Regions from separate parts of the Homo sapiens genome. Here region 2 is linked to region 1. A link is a contact called in ENCODE Hi-C or POLR2A ChIA-PET data. All regions are on one chromosome and are shown on one strand. Each heading gives the region's core, a stretch centred on a gene start or an enhancer-like site at or near the end of the contact. The rest is flanking DNA. Distances are from core to core; before and after follow the strand shown. Region 1 overlaps ZCCHC7 (zinc finger CCHC-type containing 7). Region 2 holds the start of LINC01627 (long intergenic non-protein coding RNA 1627).

Region 1 (5,641 bases), core at 2,998-5,497:
TCATGAGGTCAGGAGATCGAGACCATCCTGGCCAACGTGGTGAAACCCCGTATCTACTAAAAATAAAAAATTAGCCAGGTGTGGTGGCACGTGCCTGTAATCCCAGCTACTCGGGAGGCTGAGGCAGGAGAATCGCTTGAACCCAGGAGTTGGAGGTTGCAGTTAGCTGAGATCACGCCACTGCACTCCAGCCTGGGCAACAGAGCGAGACTCCATCTCAAAAAATAAATAAATAAAATAAAAATAAAAAAAGAAGCATCAAAATAGGCTTCCATTAAACATCTGTATATAACTGCTAATTGTGCATATATTTTCATTTAAATATGCACAAATAGGCCAGGTGCAGTGGCTCACGCCTGCAATCCCAGCACTTTAGGAGGCTGAGGCGGGCAGATCACCTAAGGTCAGGAGTTCGAGACCAGCATGGCCAACATGGTGAAACCCCCGTCTCTACTAAAAATACAAAAATTAGCCAGGAGTGTTGGCATGCTCCTGTAGCCCCAGCTACTCGGGAGGCTGAGGCAGGAGAATCGCTGGAACCCGGGAGGCAGAAGTTGCAATGAGCCGAGATTGCACCACCGCACTCCAGCCTGGGTGACAGAGTGAGACTATGTCTCAAAAAATAAATAAATAAATAAATAAATATGAATACACAAATTTTACATGTTATTTATTACCTCTTTAAATTCAGCCTTTATTTAACAAGCTTATAAAGAAAAAGGGCTAGAATGGGCTTAAAATATTTATTAATGCTATCTCTTGATGCTGTCTTCTGATTCAGTAGGCTCCTTACCCCTATATTATTTAGAGCACTGCTTTATATACATGTTCAGTGACAAAATGGACATGACTATATATATATATATATATCTCACGGAGTAAACATTCCTTTAGGTATGCTGACTGATAGTTATAAACTTGCACATTAATTACAAACTTGCACACTCCCTCCAAAGCCTGACAAATTAGTTATATGCAGGATACTCACATCTGTATAGTGGCCTAGCATATGACATCGGTCACACTGTTTATCCCAGGAATGTCTGAAAAGACATGAGTGGTCCAACATCTTAGGCACAGGACAGTATTCGCAAAGGGGGGCTGGACAGGAATACAGGAGATGTCCTCTCCTGGAGCACAGGAAGCAGCGACGAACTTTCTATGTGGCGAAAAAAACATAAAATCTCTTCAGTCTCAAAAGGTAGAAGATTAGTATTTGTTTTTCAATATAATCCCATAAAAAAATCTTTTCTAATTTGAGATCCCAATAAAGGTAGAATCCTGAGCACAACTGTAAAAATCAAACAAAATGTCCAAAACACTGTATGTATATTGTTTGCCAAAAAGGCTTAGTCTGTACATACTAGCAGCTGGCATATATTCCTTATGCCTCTTCTTATAGGAATATTGACAAAATGAAAGGTATGTAAGAGGGAAAGTAGAATGAGGAGGATATCTAGAAGCTAAGTCATAGGAGGAACAGATACAGAAGAAGCTGTTTTGACTGGAGAAGCAAGAACAAAAAAGGAGCATAAGAGGTGTCTGAACTATTTGAAAAGCAGTCATTTGGAAGAGGAAGGAGAAATGGAAGAAATGTTTGTTAAGAGCTAATTATCTGGTCAGGAAACGTCTAAGATCTTCAGTTCTGTGTTGTTCCAAAGGTTGATGTACCTGCTTAACGTAACTTACATTAATAAACATTTAAAAATGCCCCAAATTATAATTTTCTAACGATAAAAATTATCTCACATTGAAATAAGCTATCTTATGAAGTACAAGGTTTAGAAGTGAAAGGGGTCTCAGGAATCATCTGATTCAATCTTTTCATTTTATAGACAAGAAAACAAGAAGCACAGAGGGTTAAATGATTTGCCCATACAACTAGTAATGATAAGTTAAAATTGATTCCACATTTTTCTGACTCCAAATTTATTATTATTTCTCCGACACTAGGCTGTAAGCTACATGAAATTTAACACACATACTATAAAAAGATTTGAATTCTAAGGTTATAGGGTTTCACACTTGAGATTTTTTTTTTTTTTCTGAGACAGAGTTTCACTTTGTCACCCAGGCTGGAGTGCAATGGTGTGATCTCTGTTACCGCAAGCTCCATCTCCCGGGTTCACACCATTCTCCTGCCTCAGCCTCCCAAGTAGCTGGGACTACAGGCGCCCGCCATCACGCCCGGCTAATTTTTTGTATATTTTTGGTAGAGACGGGGTTTTTCACCATGTTAGCTAGGATGGTCTCAATCTCCTGACCTCATGATCCACCTGCCTCGGCTTCCCAAAGTGCTGGGATTACAGGCATGAGCCACCGTGCCCAGCCTCACCCTTGAGATTTTGAGTTTACAAATGTGGAAAGAAGCAAAGCATATTTCACGTACTCGTGGTAAGGGGCAGTTTTTTGATAAATGACCACGTTTGTCACAATTTCTACAGATAATGTTTTTGTTGGCTGAATAGTACCGCTGGGTCCATCTTCCAGGTGTTCGGTTATTAGCTATCTGGGCCTAAGGGAAAAAAAAATCAAGAATTAAAAAAATTGTTTCACTGCTAAATAAAAGCCATCTACTACTCTTGTTAAAGACAACTATAAGCAAATAAAGATACATCAAGCTTCAAGTCAGTTCCATTACCTTGATAAAGCAAGAGAATTATTAGTTATATCTGTTCAACTTAGAACCTAGCCACAGGGGAACTTTATGATCTCTCTTGTTCTCTTAAAAAGAGGTAGAGGTTGGGCGTGGTGGCTCATGCCTGTAATCCCAGCACTTTCGGAGGCCGAGGTGGGCGGATCACCCGAGGTCGGGAGTTCAAAACCAGCCTGACCAACATGGAGAAACCCCATCTCTACTAAAAATACAAAACTAGCTGGGCGTGGTGGCGCAGGTCTGTAATCCCAGCTACTTGGGAGGCTGAGGCAGGAGAATCGCTTGCGCCTGGGAGGCGGAGGATGTGGTGAGCCGAGATTGTGCCATTGTACTCCAGCCTGGGCAACAAGAGTGAAACTTCATCTCAAAAAAAAAAAAAAAAAAAAAAAAAGAGGTAGAAAAACATAAAAGGAGGTGCCATAAAGGTAACTCTACTGCTTTTTGTCTGCCCCTCCCGCCTGCTGAGTCTTTTATACTTCTCCATGTGATTTTTTTTTTTTAATCTTTCTCTACTTATGTTTCAGATCGAGCAGGGGTACTGACATGCATCACTTAGACACCGCGGTAGCATTCAGTCAAAGCCACTGCTGACTTCTTTTCTTTCTTTCTTTTTTTTTTTTTGAGACGGAGTTTCACTCTTTTGCCCAGGCTGGAGTGAAGTGGCGTGATCTCGACTCACTGCAACCTCTACCTCCCTGGGTTCAAGCGATTCTCCTGCCTCAGCCTTCCGAGTAGCTGGGACTACAGGCGCCCGCCACCACACCTGGCTAATTTTTGTATTTTCAGTAGAGAAGGAGTTTCGCCATGTTGCCCAGTCTGATTTCGAACTCCTGACCTCAGGTGATCCACCCACCTCAGCCTCCCAAAGTGTTGGGATTACAGGTGTGAGCCACCACGCCCGGCCAGCCACTGCTGATTTCTATAACTGAATGTACACCATGTTTTTCTGAATGGGAGGGCTACTTAAATTTTGAGTTAGGGAATGGTGTTTTTATGACTTTGTCTTTTGTAAAGTTAGTACAGCTACCCAATATATCCATTCTTTTGAACAGCACAGGGTTACTGCCTACAAGACTGGATGATAATAAAAGACTGATAATCCAGTCTTCCTTTATAGAAATAAAGGAATGAGATAATTTCTTTCCACTGGAATCCTTTTAAGATCCATTCTGCCTACAGAGTGACCCAATTCTAACTGTCCCATATTCTAATCTAAATCTAGGATCTTGTAAGAGAGTACCAACAATGCATATCATATGGAATATCTAAAGAGGAACTGTAAATCCCAACCATGCTTTAGCTTGTTTGGTAGAATTCCATCTTTAAAAAAGTTTTCATCTTTTATTTGTTATTTTGCTGAACTGGCCAAGTGGACCACATGTAAGTACAATCTAGCTATCTCCCAAAACCAAGTTATAAAATTATTCTCTTTTTGTAGCATCTGCCACAATTAAGGCTAATAATCGACAAAGACAAACACCTGCCACATCCTAAAAATAGACTAACCATTTCCTTACACTGAAGAAGCAGTTATTTCCGGTGTTGATCTTTTTAGTGGTACCAGGCCATATGGGCTGAGAGGACTCACCGCAGGAGAGAAACAGAAAGGGAAAGGGGACTGGATGATTACAGCTATTAACTCACTGACAAAACTCAAGGCTGAACCAAGTTTCTGAAGAGTTAAATCACTCATATGCTAAAATCAAATGTTTTCTTATAAGCCACTTAAACTTATTAATGTTCCAAAAGTTATCATAATAAACTATGAAGCAAAGGAAATTATTATTCTGAATTTTAAAAACAATTTGATTTTACCTCAATGTCTTTGTCACTGATGGACCAGTTTATACCATCTTCTCCTACAAAACAAATAAATTATTACTTAACCGTGGCACTTTTAAAGGACTTATAGATTGACAATAGATTACACAATTTATGAGTACTCAAATTGGACCCCAAAGGTACACTGAGAAATGTTGAATACCTGAAATTCCTATTTTGGCTCTGTTATTAATTATGTGGCCCTGGACAAATACTTAACCTCTCTGAGTCTCAGTTTTCTGACCTGTGAAATGGGATAATAGTATTTTCCCTGTCTGCCTAAAAAGTCCTGTGAGAATAAAATGAGGTATGTGAAAATACATTGAAAAGCATCAGACTACATACAAATATTAAAACAAAAAAAAATCAGTGAAGGGCCCAAAAATACAACAGCAGATGCAGAATGAAATCTTAACTTCTTTTATCTGACTAAAGCAGAGCTTTACTGAGGCAGCTGTCACAACCCTCTCACACCTCCAGGAGGATCCACAGGAGGGAGATGACTGACACTGGGCACTGAGACATAACAAAAAAATTGTGTAAATGAGATCTTTCTGTCCTTTGACTCCCTAAGCTACCCCCTCTTGTTAAGTTGGTATATAGCCCCTTACTTCTTGTTTTTTTTGGAGACAGGGTCTTGCTCTGTTGCCAAGACTGGAGTACAGTGGTACCATTTTGGCTCACTGCAACCTCCGCCTCCCAGGCTTAAGCAATCCTCCCACATCAGCCTCCTGAGTAGCTGGGACTACAGGAACTTGCCACCACGCTAGGCTAATTTTTATAATTTTTTTGGTAGAGACAGGGTTTCACCATGTCACCCAGGCTGGTCTCAAACTCCTGAGCTCAAGAGATCCACCCACTTCAGCCTCCCAAAGTGCTGGCATCTGTGGTGTGCCACAGCAAGAGGCATAACCCCTTACTTCTATAACCCTCTAAACTCTTCTTCAGAGTTACTGATATTGAGTGCTCCTTCAAGTGTGAATAAACCTTATCTTTTCTCCAGTTAACCTGTCCAGTATCAGTTAACTTGCAGGCCCACAATTTGAACTCAGCTTGGTAGAGGAAAAGTATTTCTACCAAATATGAGTATTAACTGTGTCCACTAGCTTTGCATTCTACATGACTTTCATTATAACAATAAAAAAATTAGACTCTGAATAATAT
Region 2 (6,179 bases), core at 638-3,137, 92 kb before region 1:
GTGGATTACCTGAGGTCGGGAATTTGCGACCAGCCTGGCCAACATGGTGAAATCCCGTCTCTACTAAAAATACAAAAAATTAGCAGTGAGCGGTGGCGAGTGCCTGTAATCCCAGCTATTTGGGAGGCTGAGGCAGGAGAATCTCTTGAACCCAGGAGGCAGAGGTTGCAGTGAACCGAGATCGTGTCATTGCACTCCAGCCTGGGCAACAAGAGCAAAATTTCATCTCAAAAAAAAAAAAAAAAAAATGAAGGTTAAGATGTAGATTTTTTGTTATGTGTATTTTACCACAATTAGAAAAAAATGCTCTGAGGTTTTGTAGTTACCGGGCTGGGGCACCACCTAGAGAACGGTGCCCACTGGGCATGGAGGGCATAGAGCCCTGACTCCAGAATTCCTGGTGTGCCCCCAGCTGCCCTAAGGGGTCCTGGCCCATGCCTTCTCTTTGGGCCTCACCTGTCAAATGCTAAGCAGATCCATGGAATGGAAGATGTCCACGCTTCCTCCTGGCCCTGATGAGCTAAGATGAGAATTAGAACAAAAGCGTGTGCTTTTAAAAAAGTAGATAGAGAATTAAAAATACAATCAAAAATCACACTCACTATTCCAAGATTAAAAACATTCTTTAGAAACTGGGCTTATTAGATGACATACTTCCTGCATTGTGTGGGAGGGGAGGGGGCCGGGTCACCGGCGCTCTCCATAGGGGGCAAGCAGGTGAAATGATTATGAAATATGTCAAGAAAATGGTCCTTTTTTCTCGCCAGGAGATAAGGAAAGGTAATTTGGTCTGTCAGTCGCGCACACAGAAGACGTCATGGTCAACTGCATTAATACTGAATACTTTGTCCAGAGTCACAGAGCTCAAAGAAATTACAGAATCTTTCTCCTGTGAATTCTGGCACTACTCTCAGCAGGCCTTTTCCCACCTGAATTCACAAGAGAGATTAATAATAAAAGGCAGGGCTGACGGTGGGACCAGAGCTGCTTTTCCTGGGACCCCCTCCTCCAGCCCACCGGTTCAGCCTCATCTCTTGCCACACCCTCCCCGGTCCGGCTTCAGCCCAACTCAATCCCAGCTGTCCTGCTCTCTCTTCTTCCTACGGGCTCCTCTCCCATAGACGCCAGTCAAAGCCCACCTGCCCAAGCCACCTCCTCTGGGACATCTCTCTCCAGTCCCGATCACCTCCCGTCTGACTGACGCTCCCTCTGCCCCCACGTGCTCACACTTCTTTTTGCAGTTGTTGTGAGGATTGTGTGTCCCTATCTCCCTTCCCCAAACACCCCAGACCTCCCCGAAGGACAGACTTGCCCAGCTGGCCTCTCCCACGGTGTCCAGCCCAGGGTCTGGCACTTCGCAGTGGAAGGGGTGAGTTCACGAGGCGTCTACAAGCTTTCTCTCTTCTGATCTAATAAAAGGGTATCTGTGGTAGATTCTTTCTTTTCTGTATTTTTTGACCTGGCAGGGGTGAAGATGTGTGGTTAGGGTTGGGAGTAGACATTGGGATGCTCTCTAAACCCGTTGTGAAGCTGTTAAATTGCAAGAAACCATCTTCCTCTCCACCCTCCATTCCCACCCTATTCCCACAGGGTGAACAGGAAGCGCCCACTCAGAGCCCTTATTCCAAAGGTGGAAAAACCTCTTCCCTTTGCTGCTTTTGGGGACTCATCAGTCTCTGGAACAATTAAACCTCTTTCAATGCAGTTATATTCCCTCATGTAATAAGTACTGCATTATTTTTAGACTGTTTTACCCAATTAATTTTATTATCAGTTAATTATGTATTACCACCTTAAGAAAATGAATATTTGCCCAGTTGCTTAAGCTAAATCATTAAATATGTATGAATTCCTTTCTTTAAATGTACACCTGTTATCTTTTACAGATGCAGAAGACGTGTTTGGAGCCATCTGTGCCTCTGAAACAGACCCCCATACAAAAGTGCTGTCTTGGCCCTACGAGACAGCTCATGTGGGGCTGGGAGGCACCTGGGAAGTGAGGCCCACAAACATGTCAGAGATCTCGGCCTCAGCGTAAGTGGGAGGGCCACTGTCCTAAGCACCAGCTTGGCAGAATCTGGGGTGAGGGGAGGTGGGTAGAGCCCAGAGCCAAATGCATGAAGGTGCATGAATACAGAGCAGCCCCTGGAGGGTGATAGTTTAAGAAACAAACCTCGAGGCTGGGTGCAGTGGCTCACATCTGTAGCCCACAGATTTGGGGGCCAAGGTGGGAGGATCATTTGAGGCCAGAAGTTTGAGACCAAGCTGGGCAACATAGTGAGACCCTGTCTCTGCAAAACAAAACAAAAGAAACAAAATTTAGCGAGGCCTGATGGTGCACACCTGTAGTCCAAATTACTCAGGAGGCTGAGGTAGGAGGATCCCTTGAGCCCAGGAGGTAGAGCCTGCAGTGAGCCAAGATCATGCCACTGTACACTGCACTCCAGCTTGGGCAACAGAGTGAGATCCTATCTCAATAAAAAAAGAAAAGAAACAAATCTTGATTGAGGTGGGCATGGTGGCTAACATGTGTAACCCCAGCACTTTGGGAGGCCAAAGTGGGAGGATCTCTTGAGCCCAGGAGTTCAAGACCAGCCTGGGCAATAATGTAGTGAGACCCCCATCTCTAATTAAAAAAAATTAGTCAGGCATAGTGGCACACAACTGTAGTGCCAGCCACTTGGAAGGCTGAGGTGGGAGGATCTCCTGAGCTCAGGAGATTGAGGCTGCAGTGACCTATGATTGTGCCACTGCACTCTGAACTCAGCAACAGAGCAAGACCCTGTCTCAAACAAAATAAAACAAAAAAGAAACTCCTCCTGCTGCCTCTGGGTGATTGGGCGCAAAGCTCCACAGAGGTCAGCACGTCCGGTCCCTATGGGACCCAGACTCACTGTGTGTGACCTGGGGCCAGTCAGCAGACTTAAGCAGCCTCAGGCCCCTGGCCTGCCAAAATATTGAGATTACAGGCATAAGCCACAGTGCTCAGCTGAGAATTTTCTTTTCTTTTCTTTCTTTTTATTTTTGAGACAGGGTCTCTGTCTGTTGCCCAGGCTGGAGTGCAGTGGTGTGATCACGGCTCACTGCAACTTCCACCTCCTGGGCTCAAGGCGTCTTCTCACCTCAGCCTCTCGAGTAGCTGGGGCCGCAGGTGTGTGCCACTATGACCAACTAATTTTTTAATTTTTATTTTATTTTTAGTAGAGACAGGGTCTCCCTATGTTGCCAGTATGGTCTCAAATTCCTGAGCTCAGGTGATCCTCCCACACTGGCCTCCCAAAGTGTTGGGATTACAGGTGTGAGCCACCCACTCAGGTGAGAATTTTCTTAATAACAAATTAGATGAGACATCCCAATTGTTTGTTGTAGTGAGATTTGATTATAATTCACTCAATAAACACCTAAGCACTTTCTTGGTTGGGTACGGGGGAAACAGTGATAAATCAGATTTAGTCTCTACCCCAAGGATCTCCCACTCTGATGGGGAGACAAGCATGTGTGTAAGAATATAAATTGAATATTCAATTTATATTCTTATATTCAATTTATATTATCATAAATACACAGAGGGACTTGGGCCACAGTGTATATTTTTACAAGATTCCTGGAAGCATAGATTAGGGAGTGACTGGTTCTGTATAGGGAAATCAAGGAAGGCTTCTGAGAGGAGATGATGACTGAACAATTTACTTCATTCATCTGAAAAGACTGAGTACTGTGTAAGCGAAGGGGTGTCACTGTATATGGCAGCCCTGTTGAGTGGGCCTTAAAGGACTCTTGGTTGCAAGTGAGAGATACCTAACTCATTGTAGCTTAGGCAACCAAGGAATTCATTGGCTCCTGAAGTGTGGAAGTCTGAGGGGAAGCAGGCATAGCTGGATGCAGGGGCTCAAGCAGCCTTGTCAGTTCTCTCTCTCTCTCTCTCCCCCCGCCTCTCCCCACCCCCCCCATCTCTTGCCTCTCTGCTTCGCTTTCTTCTATGAGTTAGGAAAGATGGTGGTGGGCAGACAGATAGAGAACGTCCCAGCAAGACAGCTCTATCCAGGGGAGTCCTCCTTTCACCCAGGGACTAAAGTAACAATCCCAGAAAAGAATTCTTATTGGCTTCTTGAGTCACATGCCTGCCTCTGAACCAATCACGTGCCGAGGGGTGGGGCAGAGTGCTCCTCAGAGGGCCTGGGTTGGAGGAAGAAGCCACCAGGATTAACAGCCTCATGCTGTGGGAGGAGTGGTTCTCCCAAGGACGCTTGCAAACAAAATCATACATCCACTACAAAGGGCGGGAAAGACCTCTCCAGGCGACTCGGAAGGAGGTCTGTAACCCAAACATTGCCGAAAATGCTACTCCCAGGGTCTCTGCCATGCAGGATGCCATTATGACCAGTGACCCCTAAGCTACTGGGCAACCCTGCCCATGTCCAGCTGTGAGGACTGTTGACCTCTGAACTCAGCTGGGGAAGAGAAAAGAGGCACCCCCTTCCCACCTCTTCTCTAGGCTGTTAGAGCTCAAAGGGTGCTTGGAGTCCACCCATTTGTTCCATGGAGCTCTTTAAAAATAACAGCAAGAGCTCATGAACTAGAATGCACAAATTTTCTTTTGAAACCTCCTTTGCTCAGCCACAGACCATGGGAATTAAATTTGTGTAGTGCATTTAACAGACAATGAACATTGAGCGAGGTCACAAATACATGTTGGGATTACAAGACAAGACACCGAACAGAGACCAGCCATCATCCTCAGCCTTGTTATGATAGCTGCCTCATGTGCTGCCCGTGCCTGGATTCCCGAGTCTGACATCGCCCTCGTAGGTGCCGGACGGGCAGCCTCTCACGCCGTGACCCCTGCTCCTAGCACACCATTTCTAAAAGGTGGATCACCGCCGAGCAGTTAGAATGATATGGAACTGCTTTGTCTTTTTCTTATGCATTTAAAAATACTTTCAGGCCAGGCGTGGTTGCTCACGCCTATAATCCTAACAGTTTGGGAGGCCAAGGCAGAAGGATCGCTTGGGCCAAGTAGTTCAAGACTGGGCAACATGGTGAAACCCCATCTCTACAAATACAGAAAGAATAAAAAAAAATTAGCCAGGTATAGTAGTGCTTGCCTATAGCCCCAGCTACTTGGAAGGCTGAGGTGGAAGGATTGCTTGAGCCCAGGGAGGTCAAGGCTGCAGTGAGCCATGATTGCACCACTGCACTCCAGCCTGGGTGACACAGTGAGACCCTGTCTCAAAATAAATAGGCCAGGCACGAGGGCTCTCACCTGTAATCCCAGCACTTTGGGAGGCCAAGGTGGGAGAATCATTTGAGGTCAGGAATTCAAGACCAGCCTGGTTAACACAGTGCAATCCCATCTCCACTAAAAATACAAAAAATTAGCCAGGTGTGGTGGCACATGCCTGTAATCCCAGTTACTTGGGAGGCTGAGGCATGAGAATCACTTGAACCTGAGAGGCAGAGGTTGCAGTGAGCTGAGATCTCACCACTGCACTCCATCCTGGGCGACAGAGCAAGACTCTGTCTCAATCAATCAGTCAATCAATCAATAAAAATACTTTCAAGAAGGTGGTCACTGGCATCTTTTTGGCTTTTAGACCAGAGTGACATCATTTGAGAAAGACTGTTCTAGTCCAACCCTGCAGTTTTATAGATGGAGAAACTGAAGCCCAGAGACGGAAAGTGATACTGAAAGTGATTTCAACAGCTGGACTCAGAGTTGGTCTGAGACTCCTGGTCTGACACCTTTGAATTCGGTCAGGTGAGGAACTCGGGAAGGTCTGCAGGTGGCGCTGCTTCTAAAGGGCCTTCGGGACACTTGGGCTCAATTTTCTCACTTAACCTTGGGTTTCTGATTGAGAGTGGGAAACGCTGCTTTTCCTGATCTCAAAGGCGAAGGTTCCACCAAAGTTGTTCACACAAGTGTTATAAGAGAAAAATTTTAAACAAATTAAAATGTGGTACATCTTATTTAATGGTAATCTATGAAATGTACATCTATGAAAAACAGTATTGCTACCAAAAATGGCAGGTATGAAAATTAGGGATTACGGTAGATTAAGAGCAGTGATTGACACTACGATTACTGGCTTCCATGTATGCATGCCCTTGACCCTGAAATTTGTAGTCCCTCCCACTCTGACTCTGGGCCGGTCTTGCGACTTGCTTTGACCAGTAGAATG

What was found. A loop is a pair of places that touch in the nucleus more often than their neighbours do. ChIA-PET counts read pairs that join two places held with the same protein, here RNA polymerase II (POLR2A). Pooled maps may share reads with other maps.
Region 2: a map with no recorded cell type shows a loop between it and region 1 (2.4-fold over the local background). The contact joins the promoter of LINC01627 here to the enhancer-like site in region 1. A Hi-C loop is called at or near these places in 5 of 168 maps with a recorded cell type or tissue (B cell, GM12878, OCI-LY7 and 2 more), 34 of 37 single-sample maps with no recorded cell type and 12 of 50 pooled maps. POLR2A ChIA-PET finds 5 or more read pairs at or near these places in 4 of 52 experiments (OCI-LY7, Panc1, T-cell and 1 more).

The regions. Positions count from the first base shown.
Region 1 is chr9:37,301,062-37,306,702 of GRCh38, reverse strand. It overlaps ZCCHC7 (zinc finger CCHC-type containing 7), which reads right to left. Exons shown (of 9, transcript NM_032226.3): 3 at 4,472-4,515; 4 at 2,390-2,515; 5 at 989-1,159. Among named protein-coding and RNA genes, the nearest start is that of LINC01627, 91 kb to the left of the region's middle. RefSeq lists an enhancer at 4,162-4,211. Within about 2 kb of position 4,247, at least 5 of the 41 ENCODE cell types and tissues checked have a DNase peak (open chromatin) inside an H3K27ac peak, as active enhancers do; they include B cell, GM12878 and OCI-LY7, where a contact is called at or near this core.
Region 2 is chr9:37,390,502-37,396,680 of GRCh38, reverse strand. It overlaps LINC01627 (long intergenic non-protein coding RNA 1627), which reads left to right and starts at 1,887. Exons shown (of 3, transcript XR_002956875.2): 1 at 1,887-2,034; 2 at 5,595-5,758. LOC124902153 (a long non-coding RNA gene) reads right to left here. Exons shown (of 3, transcript XR_007061478.1): 3 at 269-1,459. RefSeq lists enhancers at 655-949, 5,464-5,513, 5,524-5,793.